Regions from separate parts of the Homo sapiens genome. Here region 1 is linked to region 2. A link is a contact called in ENCODE Hi-C or POLR2A ChIA-PET data. All regions are on one chromosome and are shown on one strand. Each heading gives the region's core, a stretch centred on a gene start or an enhancer-like site at or near the end of the contact. The rest is flanking DNA. Distances are from core to core; before and after follow the strand shown.

Region 1 (7,004 bases), core at 1,161-3,660, 130 kb before region 2:
TCCTGAGTTCTTCATGGCTCCTGGCTGCTCCAGGGCACAGTGCCAGCCCCTCTCAGATGTCAGCTGGCAGCACAGCCGAGCAGCGCATCTCGTTTTGCCTTACTTCTTAATTAGGCCTCCTCAGTGCTGCTGAGGCTGTCACCCCAGTTTCTCCAGTTTCCATGAGCACATCCGTGCTGCTGAGCCCCCCTGAACAGTAACAGAGGGCTCCTGCCCCTGAGCTCTGCTCCACATAGGACCTGCTAGGCAAATGAAGATGGGGCCTCTTGGGGATCTGCCTTTGCCACGGTCAGTACCAGGGCTTGGGAAGCAAGGCACGCAGGCAATGAAGGCTTGAAGCCCAGAGGGGTGCAGACAGACCTCCCCCTAGGGGTGCTTTAGAGGACTGGCTTTTTCTCCTGCCACAACTGATCAATGGAACAGCAATGCCCAGAGCTTCCCACCACTCCCAATTCAACCCTCTTTCTATAGCTTCTCTTGGAACTTACTGACCTCAGAGTTCCCCTTTCCCAGACAGCAAGGTGTAACATGACAAAGCTCTGAGGTTGCTGCCTCCTGAGACCTTCCAGCCTTCCCTACAGCGTAGAGGCGAATCTGCAGTCAACTGTCTCGTCTTTCAAGGGAGAAACTAGAGCAGCTTGCCAGCAGAACAGGCAGGAATGAGCAGGTGAGACCTGGGTTTGAGGCCTGGCTTTGCCACCAAATTGCTGTGTTTCCTTGGGCAAGTAGCTCCATCCCCCGGGCTCCAGGTACCTCCCGTGGAAGGAAAGGTGACTGCCGCACTGCGCCATCCATTTCCTCTTTTCTCCCAATTCCCTCAACAACCAGCAACCACAGCTCTGAGTTAGGATAAAGCTGAGAACACAAACAGTGAAGGTTCCTCCTTTTTTTGGTAAAAGCAAAAAAAATAGCAATATTTCTCTTTGGTGAGTTTTTTTAATCCACACCAGGCAGTATTCTAGGTATTTTTAAGTAAGTAATTTCATTTAATCTTCACGGCAATACTGGAAACTGGATATTCTTATTGTTCCCATTTTTTAAATGGAAAATAAAGCTCAGAAAATTCTGTGTTTCATCCGAGGACACACAGCTGGAAAGGGGTAGAAGCCAGATTGGAAACAGGGTAGTATGTCTTCAGAGCTAGCACATTTTAGAATTCCATTCTTTCCTGCATGAATCCAACCAGCTCAGCTTTTCCTGCCCCATAGAACATTTATAAAGTCTGAACACATACTTAGAAACAAAGAAAAAAAATTAATTTAAAATTAAAGATTTTACAGGCCACAATCTCTTACTATAACCCCATAATGTTAAATTAAAAAGAAAACAATAATGTGGCTGAAAATATTTTTAACTACTTGGAAATTAATAAACGTACTTCTAGGTAACCCATGGATCAAAGGAAACATTAAAATGAAATTAAAACCCATCTAGAAACCGATGGAAAGGGGAACATTTTATTTCAAAACCTATGAGATCTTGAAAAAAGCTTAACACGGGAAAATACATTGCCTGAAATGGCTTTCTTATTAAAGAAGAAAGACCAAAATAAAAGCACTGACTATACATCGTAAGAAATTAGAAATACAAGCAAACAAAAAAAGAAAGTATGAAATGGGAATTAATCAATAGATGAATTTAATAAGGGAAAATAAGAAAAAGGGAAAATAAATACATAAATGGATTTTTGGAAACCAGAAGTGGCAAAAGAGGTCTGGATGTTGTCGGAGGTGGGAGGAGGCCTCAGTTTCCCCAAGCAGATCCATTTTGCAAAGTCCCACCTATCTGCAGCACAGGCTTCTGCCCCGTAGTCCTACTGAGCCCTGGACTCGTGGCCTCCTCCCACCAATCTCTCAACCTCTAAACTGTCAACCCAGGATGTCTCATCGCAGAGTCTGGCAATTTCACGGCGCAACCACGACTCCTTGTACTGAAGTCTTTTTTTTTTTTTGGGACCGAGTCTCGCTCTGTCGCCCAGGCTGGAGTGCAGTGGCCCGATCTCGGCTCACTGCAAGCTCCGCCTCCCGGGTTCACGCCATTCTCCTGCCTCAGCCTCCCGAGTAGCTGGGACTACAGACGCCCGCCACCATGCCTGGCTAATGTTTTTGTATTTTTAGTAGAGACGGGGTTTCACTGTGTTAGCCAGGATGGTCTCGATCTCCTGACCTCGTGATCCATCCGCCTTGGCCTCTCAAAGCGCTAGGATTACAGGCGTGAGCCACCGCACCCGGCCTGTACCGGAGTCTTCAGCACTTCCTCCCAGAAATAAAGTTCCTCCGTCTGGGCTTATTAAGCAAACGAGTCAGTTTTGTCTTTTTCAGCAATGAAAGCTGCTGTGGTTTTGTTTTCTCCCTGTTGCCAAGAGTCAAGAGGAAGTCTGTGGTTAGACTTCTTCGGGTGGAGACACACACAAACCCAGAGGCTATTAATGAGCTCCCCGGATCCAGCTCTCCCAGCCCAAGTGAACGGGACTAATGAAAGTGAACAAAGGGGAGACAGAGAGAGGGAGGTCATGCTGAGCTTCTATCCACTTGGCCCTCCAGACCTGCAGCACTCTCTCACCTCTTGTCTTCAAGGTGACTCTATTTCCCTTTCTGACAGTAGAATACTATGGATCCACTTTTCCTTCGAAGGATGAGGCAACCCAATTTGCTTTCACTCAAATCCAGAAACTAAATTTAAAAGATCCCTGTGAATTCAGTGCCCATCTTGGTATTGGAGCTTGTGGTAGGCACCACCAGCTGTCACCTGCAATCCATCCCCACCCCTTCCTTTCCATCAAAACCCTGGATTTGTTTAGTGGTGTGCCCAGCCAAAAATGTTCATTCTTCCAGCCTCCCTTGTACCTAGAGGGTGACCATTTGATTACAGTTCTGGCCAATATTACAGTTATTGGATTTCTAAGAAAACTTTTGCATTCGTAATGTAGGTACCAACTCTTCCTCCTTCTCCCTTCTTTTTCCCACCTGCAACTGGAACGTAAAGCCTGGAGGGGCAGTATCCATCTTGTGCATATAAGGTAGCATGTGTGAGGATGGAATTTGAACAGAGGGGAAAAGGGCTAGGCCCCCATTAACATTGTTAAATCATCCTCTCCTGCCCTGTACTACCCACCCTGCACTTCTTATGTCATAGGAAAATCAGAGCATCATCTGTTAAAACCACTGTAGCTGGCTGCTCTGTTACTTGCAGCTAAATGCATTCTCACTCTGTCGCCAAGGCAGGAGTGCAGTGGTGCAATCTCAGCTCACTGCAACCTCCACCTCCTAAGTTCAAGCAATTCTCCTGTCTCAGCCTCCCGAGTAGCTGGGACTACAGGTGCCCACCACCACACCCACGTAATTTTTGTATTTTTAGTAGAGACAGCATTTCACCATATTGTTCAGGCTGGTCTTGAAATCCTGACCTCAGGTGGTCCACCCACCTTGACCTCCCAAGGTGCTGGTATTTACGGGTGTGAGCCACTGTGCCTGGCCTAGCAAAATGCATTCTTAATTGAAACAAGAACCCCAGCTTTTTATAGTTCTTTACAGCTTTTTATTGGTTTTCAAAATATGTGCACCCCATCCTCGCATTGGGTCCTCACAGAAATTCTTCATGGTAGACCAGATCAACATCTTTCCTCATACTTTCAGATGAGGAAACTGAGGTTTCTTGGTAATGAAGTGGGTCAGAAAAAGATTCAGGGCCTGTATTGCAGGACTCTCTGTCTCCCAGTCCATTGCTTTTCCCAAGAAAATCCTTCTTGTCTTCAAGGCAGTTCAGAGTCAGCCTGTCCCTATAATATCTGTCCACAATCAACATTACACACAAAAGTGGAAGTTCTCAGGAACCTGGGAGCATGTGAACTAATTGCAATTTCAGCTTCCAGTGCCTGGAGTAAGTGTATTCTCTTATTTTAAAACCCACCACTTTGTGTAACAGGATCTGGGTTCAAGTCTTGGATCTCCCCATTACTCACTATGTGATCTTGGGGAAATTGCTGAAAACTGCCTACCCATCTATAAAATAGGAATAGCAGTTCTTCTCTCCTGAGGCTATGATAAGAAGAGCTCAGAGATATAGGATAATCTATGATCTATGATTAAAAGCTCAGAGAAAATAGTTTCTGAGCACTCAGGATGTCAGGGGGAGCACTTTGTGCATGACAAAGCACCAGGTGTCCTTGTGAGGGGCTGTTATCATGATGGCTTCAGCCTGTCTCAAGGCTCTGACTCCTCCCTGAGCTCAGCCCTCTTTGTGGCTGGCGTGTAAATTACGGATATGCGTCACATGCCTTCCTGACCACTCTTCACCATCCGTCAGCCTCATGAGGGCTGAGAACATTGATCTCATGAGGCTACACCTTTCAGAAAGAATCTGTGTTATAATTCTTATTTGCTCATTAAGTCAGGCTATTTTATTTCATATGTCCTTTACTTTCTTTGTGACTGAAATGTATTCATTCATGCACTTTCAAAAAAAAATACTGAGTTAGGCAGTAAGGTGGGGACTCTCCGGGTTGGAAGGGACTTAAAAATCATCCTGTTCATCCTGCCCCTCCCAGCCCAACCCCTCCCCATTTGAGACTGGCATCCCATCTTCAGGACCCCTGCCCCCTATCCACAGTGGCCATCCAGCCTCCACTTGCTCATCATAGAGACAAAGATTTGACTGTCTCCCACAGCCAGCATTTTGTCTCTGAACATTCTCTGTTAGAATGTTCTTCCTCAAACAGACGCTCCTTGGCAGACACAAGGATGTGTTCTTGGCAAACCTCTAATACTGTGCACATTTGACTGTGTAGGATGGTGACTGGCAGAGTTGGTGGGGGACGAAGGAGCCCACGTGAGGTGTTACCAAACAGGAAGTGCCATCTGGGCTGGATGATGAGAGTGAGGGAAAGTGTCAATCAGCTGCCCTGGGTGGCTCAAGAGGCAGCTTTTTCCTTCATGGTGTTAAAGAACTCAAGAGCAGCAATTACTCAGTGAACTCCAACATGCTGGGTATTCGCTAGAATAGGCCAGGCTATGCTGAAGTAACAACCTTGAAATCTCAGAGATTTAAAATAATGAAAGTTTATTTCTTGCTCATGGAGAATGCCATGGAGTGGGGGGCCCTCCTCCATTCTGCAGGCCATTGGGCATGCAGGGCCTCCAAGTCATCACCCCATGAAAGACAAGAAGGAGCCACACCAGCTCTTAACTGCATGAGCCTCATTCTACAGGCATACCTGATTTTATTGCACTTTGCCTAATGCACTTCACAGATATTGTGTGTTTTTCACAAATTGAAAATGTGTTGCAACCCTGTGTAGAGCAAGTCTGTTGGTGCCGTTTTTCCAATAGAATGTGCACACTTCCTGTATCTGTGTCACATTTTGGTAATTCTTGCAATATTTCAGACTTTTTCATTATTATTACATCTGTTATGGTGATGTGTGATCAGTGATCTTTGATACTACTATTGTAATTATTTTGGGGCACCATGAACTGCACCCATGTAAGACAGCGAACTTAATTAATAAATGTTTTGTGTGTTCTGACTGCTCCTACTGGCCAATCTCTCTCTCTCTCTCCCTCTCCTTCGGCCTCCCCATTCCTTGAAACACAAAAATATGGAAATTAGCCCAATTAATAACCATAAAATGGCCTCTAAGTATTTAAGTGGAAAAATGAGTTATACATCTCTCACTTTCAATCAAAAGCTAAAAATGATGAAGCTTGTGAGGAAGGCATGTCAAAAGCCAAGAGAAGTTGAAAGCCAGGCCTCTCACACCAGTTAGCCAAGTTGGGAATGCAAAGGAAAAGTTCTGTTTTGTGTTTTGTTTTGTTTGACACAGACTTTTGTTCTTGTTGCCCAGGCTGGAGTGCAATGGCACGATCTCAGCTCACTGCAACCTCCGCCTCCTGGGTTCAAGCGATTCTCCTGCCTCAGCCTCCCAAGTAGCTGGGATTACAGGTGCCTGTCACCATGCCCAGCTAATTTTTGTATTTTTAGTAGAGATGGTGTTTCACCATGTTGGCCAGGCTGGTCTCAAACTCCAGACCTCGTGATCCACCCCCCTCGGCCTCCCAAAGTGCTGGGATTACAGGCGTGAGCCATCAAGTCCTGCCAGGAAAAGTTCTTGAAGGAAATGAAAAGTGCTACTCCAGTGAACACATGAGTCATAAGAAAGTGAAACAGCCTTATTGCTGATATGGAGAAAGTTTGGGTGGTCTGGATGAAAGATCAAACCAGCCACTACATTCTCTTAAGCCAAAGTCTAATTCAGAGCAATGCTCTAACTCTTTCAATTCTATGAAGGTTGAGGGAGCTGAGGAAGCTGCAGAATAAATGTTGGAAGCTAGCAGAGGTTGGTTCATGGGGTTTAAGGAGAGAAGCCATCTCCAGAACATCAAAGTGCAAGGTGAAGCACCAAGTGCTATAATGTAGAACTACAGCAAGTTATCCAGAAGATCTAGCTAAAATCATTAATGAAGGTGGCTACACTAAAAAACAGATTTTCAGCATAGATGTAACAGCCTTCTATTGGAAGACGGTGCCATCTAGGGTTTTCCTAGCCAGAGTGAAGTCAATGCCTGGCTTCAAAGCTTCAAATAACAAGGGGACTCTCTTGTTAGGGGCTAATGCAACTGGTGACTTTACATTAGCCAATACTCTTTTATCATTCCAAAACTCCAAATAATTATGCTAAATCTACCCTGCCTATGCTCTATCACTGGAACAACAATGCCTGGATCATAGCACATCTGTTTACAGCATGGTTTACTGAATATTTAAAGCCCACTATTTAGACCTACTGCAGAAGAAAAAAGATTTCTGCTTTCAAAATATCACTGCTCATTGACAATGCACCTGGTCACGCAAGAGCTCTGATAGAGATGGACAAGGAGATTAATGTTGTTTTTATGCCTGCTAACACATCATTCTATAGTCCATTGATTAAGGAGACATTTTCACTTTTAGGTCTTATTATTTAAGAAATACATTTCATAGGATCATAGCTGCCATAGATAGTGATT
Region 2 (7,326 bases), core at 1,835-4,334:
GGGTCAAAGAGGCATAGTGAGCCCCTCCCAGCCCTTCTCTCTTTTCTAGCCCGTCTGCTCCTCAGCCTTGTCCTGCACCTAGCCTAGTGTGTCTCAGCAGGGGGAGGTTTTGCCCTCTGTCCTTTCCCAGGGGACATGTGGCAATGTCAAGAGACATTTTGGTTTCTCTGGACAATCAGGAGCGGGTGCTACTGGCATCTAGAGGGCAGAGGCCAGGGCTGCTGCTAAACATCCTACAACGCAGAGGATATTCCCCCACAACAAAGAACCATCCGGCCCCAATTGTTAACAATGCCAAGGTGAGAAACCCTGGCCTATCCCCTCTCAGGAACCCACTCCACCTCCAGACACCCTCCTCCTTCCCATTCATTTCCAAGGGCCCTGTCGAGGCAGCCGGAGCACACAAGTACTCATAGCTACGCAAATAGCAACTCCTTATTTGCTGTGTTTGCTCAGCCAATATTGACTTTGCAGCCTAACACTGGTGCTATTGAGCCGGGGTTATTCTCAATATTGTTTGAGCAGCATTAGAACAGCCTGTGATAACCGGCAGCAGAACAGGAAGCTGCGCCTCCCTCCTCAGTCTCCCCTGCCCCCCGCCGCACCCCCTCCGTGGGACGCTCCTGTAAAGACAGAGGAACCTGTGTGCTCATGGAGTCAAGCGGACCTAATGCCCGCTCCTCCGCTGAGCAAACACACCGAGGTTAGAGAGGGAGCGTGCTCTCTGGCTAAGTCAACACTCCAGGGAAGTTGGAGCAATTGAAAAAGGTTACTTGGGGAGGCTGTCCTTTGGGGTGGGGCCAGTGAAAAATGATGGTGAGGCAGTTCCAGGCTATCAGCCAAACCCTGCGGTTGGGCTCTGCAGGGAAAGGCTTGCAGGGACTGGAGCTCAGGGGCTCCAGGTGCCCAAGCAGACAGATGGTGACTCCATCCATCAGTCAAATACCCAGTAGGTGGGGGTCTAGTAGGGGCCAGTCGCTTACTGATTGGGACCAGAAGCTTAGAGTAGGAGGACCCTGTGGATAAGCTAATGCAGCCACCACGTGTTCATGAGGAAGACCGAGAAAACTAGCCTCTGCCTTGGAGCTTGTCTCACCAGCGCTGGCTGTGAGTTCACAACTGAGCACAACCCGCTCTGCAGGAAAGCACTCTCCCCGCCCACTGGGCTGAGGTCCCTTTAACAGATGCCAACATTGACTCTGCCACCATGAGAGTGGGCCCTAAAGCGTAGCCCAGGAGAGGGACTGCAGTGACCTCCATTCACATCCGGTGTGAGGATGGGTGGCAGGGTCTGAGTGTCTTCTCGGAGGGACAGAAGGAACGGGGAGAGAAACGAGTGGCCAGGCCTACACAAGCCCCTTGGGCAAGCAATAGAAGAGGAAGTCGCATCTCTTGCATCCCAGAGCTCACAGTCCAGAGGGAGAACCTGGAGGCACAGAAATGAAACCGTGCAACCAGCGTGGAATCAAGGCTCCCGTGTGAGTCTAAGGGGAGTCATGAGCACAGTCGTGTGCAACCTGCCCAACCACACCCCGCAGTTCTGCAGTGAGACCAGACAAGCCATGGAATATTCTGAGACGAGAAATCCACATGGAGTAATTGGGGTGGCTTTTCCTTGCCCACAAGTACAGCAAATGTAGGCTTAGCAGTACATTTGGATCTGGGCCCATGCCGTGTCTCCAGGTCAATATGAAACAAGTTGCCAGGATCATCAAGGGGGCATTCTAAAAATTAGCTCTAGCCAGCCCTAGTGGCCTGGGAGTACCAAAATGGTCATTTGCTAAAATTGGCCATTAACATTTTCTACTAACTGCTCTCTCCAAAGACTTGGAAAACGAGGGGGAAACTCCTTGGAAATCAAGTGTTATGTAGACCCTTATGGCAGCCTGGACTCCAACCTTCAGAAGCTATTCATTTTTAAAAATACATGGTGGGCATTTTCTACATGTGGTTGAGTATTTTATCCAACAGCCAAGTCATTCCAGTTTTCCCCACAGCAGACATGTTAGCCAATGTGCTGCCTGCTCAGTCAGTGCCTCCTTTTCTGACCACCCACAGGAACTGTCCCTGCCACCATGTTTATCCACATTCACGTACCTCTCCCTGGCTGCAGCTGTTGGAACAGCAATGGACTCCTGACTGAGGGGAGGCACCCCATTGGCTAGCCATTGACCAATCAGATTCTGTCTCCTGGGTCTCTGGACTTAGATTCTTGGTATTGGGCCCATAACCTGAGAGATCATGTCCAAGTTTAAGTGAACAAGTTAAAACCTAGAAAAGGCAGAACAGCCGGGTGTGGTGGCTCATGCCTGCAGTCCCAGCACTTTGGGAGGCCCAAACGGGTGGATCACCTGAGGTCGGGAGTTCGAGACCAGCCTTACCAGCATGGAGAAACTCCGTCTCTACCAAAAATACAAAATTAGCCGGGCATGGTAGTGCATGCCTGTAATCCCAGCTACTCCGGAGGCTGAGGCAGGAGAATCGCTTGGAACCCACGAGACAGAGGTTGCGCTGAGCCAAGATTGTGCCATTGCACTCCAGCCTGGGCAACAAGAGCAAAACTCTGTCAAAAAAAAAAAAAAAAAAAAAAAAAAAGAAAGAAAGAGAGAGAGAAGGAAGGAAAGAAAGAAGGAGAAAAAGAAAAGGCAAAACAGAGAAAGCCAGTCTGCAGAGAAAAGAATGAAACAAAGCTACTGAGATAAGCTGAGATGAAAAAAAAAAAAAAAAAAACACCCAGAGAAACACAGGCAAGAAGCTAGGAAAGTCTCTGAGCCTCTCACGGGTCTGGTTGTCATCCCTGCCCTTGAAGTCGGTGAGATTCCTCATAGCCTTCCAACGAAATCATTGTTATTACTGAGAGTTAAATTTATAATACTTCTATTTCTTGCAACCAAACAATTATTGACCAAGACCCCTATTAAGACATCACCTATGTGCTGCACTGTACTTGTTCAATACTGAGGATCTCACCTCTTCTTCTTCTTCTTGCCCACCTTTAGGTCTAACTGGACCTCCTTTCTCTCCTGGTATTCCTCTGTCTTCATTTCTTTAGTGCTTCCTTTCAGGGTCTCAGGTAATAATAACCAGCAGTGTGCCCCAGTGATTAGCAGATGAGTGAGCTGTGTAACCTAGACACCATGTTCCACTTAATGGTTTGTTTGCTCAGCCTACTTCAAAGGAGGCTGTTAGCCTATAAGTCAATAATTAGTCATTCAACAAATACCCATCAAGCTATGGCCCAACCCCAGCAAAGATATGTTGAAAAAAAAAAAAAACTTTTGAAGAGCAAATATAAGCCTTTATATATGGTTGACTTAGCCGTTTCTATTTTCCTTTCACAACAGAGAGGCAATGTTGATGTGCTACCAGTCCTAATGCAGCTAGAAGTTATCTGTTACACCAATGACCCCATCAAAAAGAGAACTGTTAACACAGGCCCAGTTTTTACTTTGCTTGTAGTGGTGGGGTATTAGCTAATTGTTGCCCATTAAGAGAAACAAATAATCCCCAGTGAGTCCCAAAAAGAAGTGGAAGTGGAGCTGAATCACCTGTAAGATCAGGGCTTCTCTTAGCTGCTCACAGCTGCCTGACCCAGTCACAGAAGAAGATGTAGAGGGGATTCATTCCATCTTACTTTTATTGGGTTTTCTTTTACTATGTGAAATGAATCTCAAGAAAACATCTCTCATCCCCCCAAACTCTATCATTGTTCTACTCCTCAATTTTAGTATTACTACTGTAATGATAAGATTATAGCTACTACATAATAAGATTAAACATTTAAAACCATCTAACAAATCACCCATAAGCTTACCCCCATCATTCAATCAACAGTCTTCTCTCTTGTCTCTTTTTTTTTTTCTTTTGGCACATTACCTCCCAAAGGTAGAATTTTCACAGACATGACCCTAGCATGCATGTCAGGTTGCAATTTGCTGTTTGATCCTGCCTGCCATTTTTTCATGTGTAAGCAATATTTTCTAGGCTCATGTTTCCCACTTATGACCTTCAACCCCTTCTAAAGCTCTACCCAATTATGACTCAAGGAATTCCCATTTTTCCCTCCTCTATTCTCCAGCTCTCCTTTGGAGTGCCACTTGCAGAGCTGCCTGGGAGGTGCCTCACTGCTGTCCTACAGGGCCCACTGACAAACCAGGCAGTCGCGTTTCCCCAGGCATGGCCACCCCTGCAGCCACCCCTGTGGCACGCTGCCACTTCTGTGTGAGTGTTCCGCCCATGCCCATCACCCATCACACACTCCGCTGGGTACCACACACTGCCTCCCCAGGTACTGATGTTTCCTCAGAGTGCTCTTGGCCTTTGCAGGGACCACAGCTCTCATTTACCTCCTTGAACACCCAGCACCTAACACAGAACATAATACATAGCAGATGCTAAAAAATATTGGATGAAAAAATGAGTGAATAAATAAACTAATGCTTTGTGGATGGACAAAGGAGCCATAAGGTCCCCTGGCCTCCTCTTTCTGCACATGCTTCTCCTTCTCCCACAGCGCTCTGCCACCCTTGCCAACGTATATGCTTTGAGGACTCATTCCCTAAACATCCACCTCAGGGCCTACAAGCTGCACACACAAGAAGGGCCAGGCTGCAGGGACTGGGAGTTGGTTCAGTTTATGTTGTCTTGAATCAGAGAAAGGAGCATCCCAGGACTTTTCCCACCGTCAGCTGTTCCCTCCCACTCTTTCCTGTCTGAGCTCTGGCTCTCCTCCCCATCTCGCCATGAATTCTTCCCATCACATCGGGGCATCTCCCTTCTCTTGCTCACTTAAAATAAGTAGTGAGCACCTGCTGTGTCTCAGATGCAGACACATCAGAGGAATCACTGTCCTCAAGGAGCTCACAGTCTGGCAGGTCACTGAGATGAAAATAAGTGCAGTAATATGATCTTACGGAGGAGAAGGCCGAGAAGCCTCGCCACAGAGCATAAATGGTATCTCCAGCTGTGCACGAGTAGTTTACGTGCCATGTGGGCTGAGGTCCCTCAGTGGCCTGCAGTGGGGTCTGATGTTCTAGTTTCAAGGTGTCCCTTTGGGTTAAGCATTGCCCTCTTCTTGCTACTGCTTTCAAAGGTGAATCCCCAACTTCACATCCCTCAGACTCTAGGATATGAAGCTTTCCACCCTCTCTAGAAGGGTTAGGGTTGCACTAGAGCATAAGCTTGCTGGCAGCTGGGGAAGGAGTATTATTGTGAGGAAAACACAGGAAGACAGCTTGGAGGCTCCAATGACCCACTTCCCCATGGTGAAGGTCAGCTTTTAAGAGGGTGAACCAGAGGCAATGGCTGACAAACCCAGGTCGTCTTACGACTTTGTGCCCTGAAAGATCTCAGAAGCCTCATTCCTGAACCATCAGCAGAACTTCGAACCTGTAAGGGAAGCTAGAGCTCTCTATGTTTGGACCTGCTCAGTTTTACAGCTAGGGAAACTGAGCCCAAAGAAAAAGAAAAAATGAGTGGGTCTCTCCCTTAAGATTCCCTTAATTGTGCATTGATTCCTGTTTTGCAAAATGACACTGGAACATGTATACCTCCCTTGATCAAATAATTCCACTTTGAGAATCTATCTAAGAAAATAATCCTAAGTACAGAAAAAGCTTTGGGCACAAAGAGAGGTTCATGATAGCATCGTTCAAACAAAAAGTACAAAATGAAGAGGGAACAGGCCAAGTAATTCTCCTCGATGGGAAACAAGTTGCAGTCTCTCCACTAAAAATTATCACTCAGTCCAACTTTTTAATAAGTGGGAAAATTCTAGTATGATATTAGAGTGGGGGTTGATGCAAGTTTTTATGTGGGCCTATGTGAAAAAAGCAACTGCATAGAACTGAGAGTGAAAAGAAAAAAGTTGGTTTTCCTGTGTGTTCTACTTGTTCTTTGTGTATTTTTAAGCAGCTATTATAGGTAGTGAGGTTATAAAAGAATATCCTGAAAGAGACTTTCATATTGGAAAAAATTAAAATTCTGTTTTTTAAATTTTATTTTTATTTTATTTTATTTTTTGTGTATGATAGGGTCTCTCTCTCTGTTGCCCAGATTGGAGGGCAGTGGCACAATCACAGCTCACGATAGCTTCCAACTCCTGGGTTCAAACAATCCTGCCACCTCAGCCTCCCAAGTAGCTGGGACTATAGGCACATGCCACCATGCCCAGCTGATTTTTTTTTAATAAGAGACAAGGTCTCACTATGTTGCCTAGGCTGGTCTCAAACTCCCGGCCTCAAGTGATCCTCCCACCTCGGCTTCCCAAAGTGTTGGGATTATAGGCATGAGCCACCACACTCCATCAAAAATTTGATTTTTAAATGATGATATCGAGGAGCCAACTTACCAGGAAAGGAAAGGTAGTTGCTAGCAGCTGGGGCAGCCTGTCACAATTAGTATGAAGGCCACTATCAGAGCCACTTTTTCCTCAAATGATCCCTTAGGACTTCTGCTAGACCACCAAGTATTCACTGGGATATAATCACCCCAAAAGATTTACTAAGCATTTACTGGCACTAACAGTGGCAGGCACTGTTTTGGTTGCTGGGGATACAGAAGTAAACAAGGCAGATGGGGTCCCTGCTCTCACGGAGCACACAGTTTAGTGAGGGAGGCATTAAATGATTCTGACCATAATTATCATGAACTATGACAGAACTACAAGGAGTCCCCTATCAACTGGGATTGGGTTTGGTTGCCAGTAACAGAAATCCACTATAGTGATGAAAACAAATGAAGGCTTTATCTCTTCCATAAAACAAGTCTAGAAATGGGCAGCCCAGGGTGGGAACGATGGCTCCCACAAAGTCCTCAGGGTTTCCTATCTTTCTGCAATCATATCCTTAGCACACAAGCCCAAAATAGGTGCTGTAGCTCCAGCCATCACATTTGTGTTCTGGGTAAAATGAAGGAAAGGTCTAAAGAACAAAATGCAAAGAGAAAAAAAGGAGTTGACTCCTTCTCAATTTCCTGGAAGGCTTACTCAGCAACGTCCTAGCTGCCAGGAAGGCTGTGAAATGTGGTCTTTTAACTGTACATGTTTCTTCCTCGTTAAATCAGGAGTTATTACAAAAGAAGAAGGTAATCATGGATGTCAGGAAGGAACCAGAAATCTCTGCCCCAGATGATGTAAGAATGAAGCATAGGGGGATTGATTCAACCAAGTCAAGGTTGGGAGTCATGGCTGTAAGAGCTCAGCTGAGGCCCAGAGGCTACATGAGATCCAGACAAGCAGAGGGGTTGGGAAGAATTCTAGGCAGAGGACAACTCTGATGTGAGCTCAACAGGGCAGCAGAAAGAGCTGTGGAGTGGGTCAGGAGACCT

What was found. A loop is a pair of places that touch in the nucleus more often than their neighbours do. ChIA-PET counts read pairs that join two places held with the same protein, here RNA polymerase II (POLR2A). Pooled maps may share reads with other maps.
Region 1: a map of PC-3 shows a loop between it and region 2 (7-fold over the local background). The contact joins the enhancer-like site here to the promoter of PCAT29 in region 2. A Hi-C loop is called at or near these places in 6 of 168 maps with a recorded cell type or tissue (B cell, Calu3, PC-3 and 3 more), 3 of 37 single-sample maps with no recorded cell type and 3 of 50 pooled maps. POLR2A ChIA-PET finds 5 or more read pairs at or near these places in 2 of 52 experiments (HEK293 and activated T-cell).

Annotation. Positions count from the first base shown.
Region 1 is chr15:69,716,942-69,723,945 of GRCh38, reverse strand. No RefSeq gene overlaps it. Among named protein-coding and RNA genes, the nearest start is that of LINC00593, 110 kb to the left of the region's middle. RefSeq lists a silencer at 4,117-4,166. Within about 2 kb of position 2,410, at least 11 of the 41 ENCODE cell types and tissues checked have a DNase peak (open chromatin) inside an H3K27ac peak, as active enhancers do; they include PC-9, where a contact is called at or near this core.
Region 2 is chr15:69,587,958-69,595,283 of GRCh38, reverse strand. PCAT29 (prostate cancer associated transcript 29) reads right to left here and starts at 3,084. Exons shown (of 4, transcript NR_126438.1): 1 at 2,971-3,084.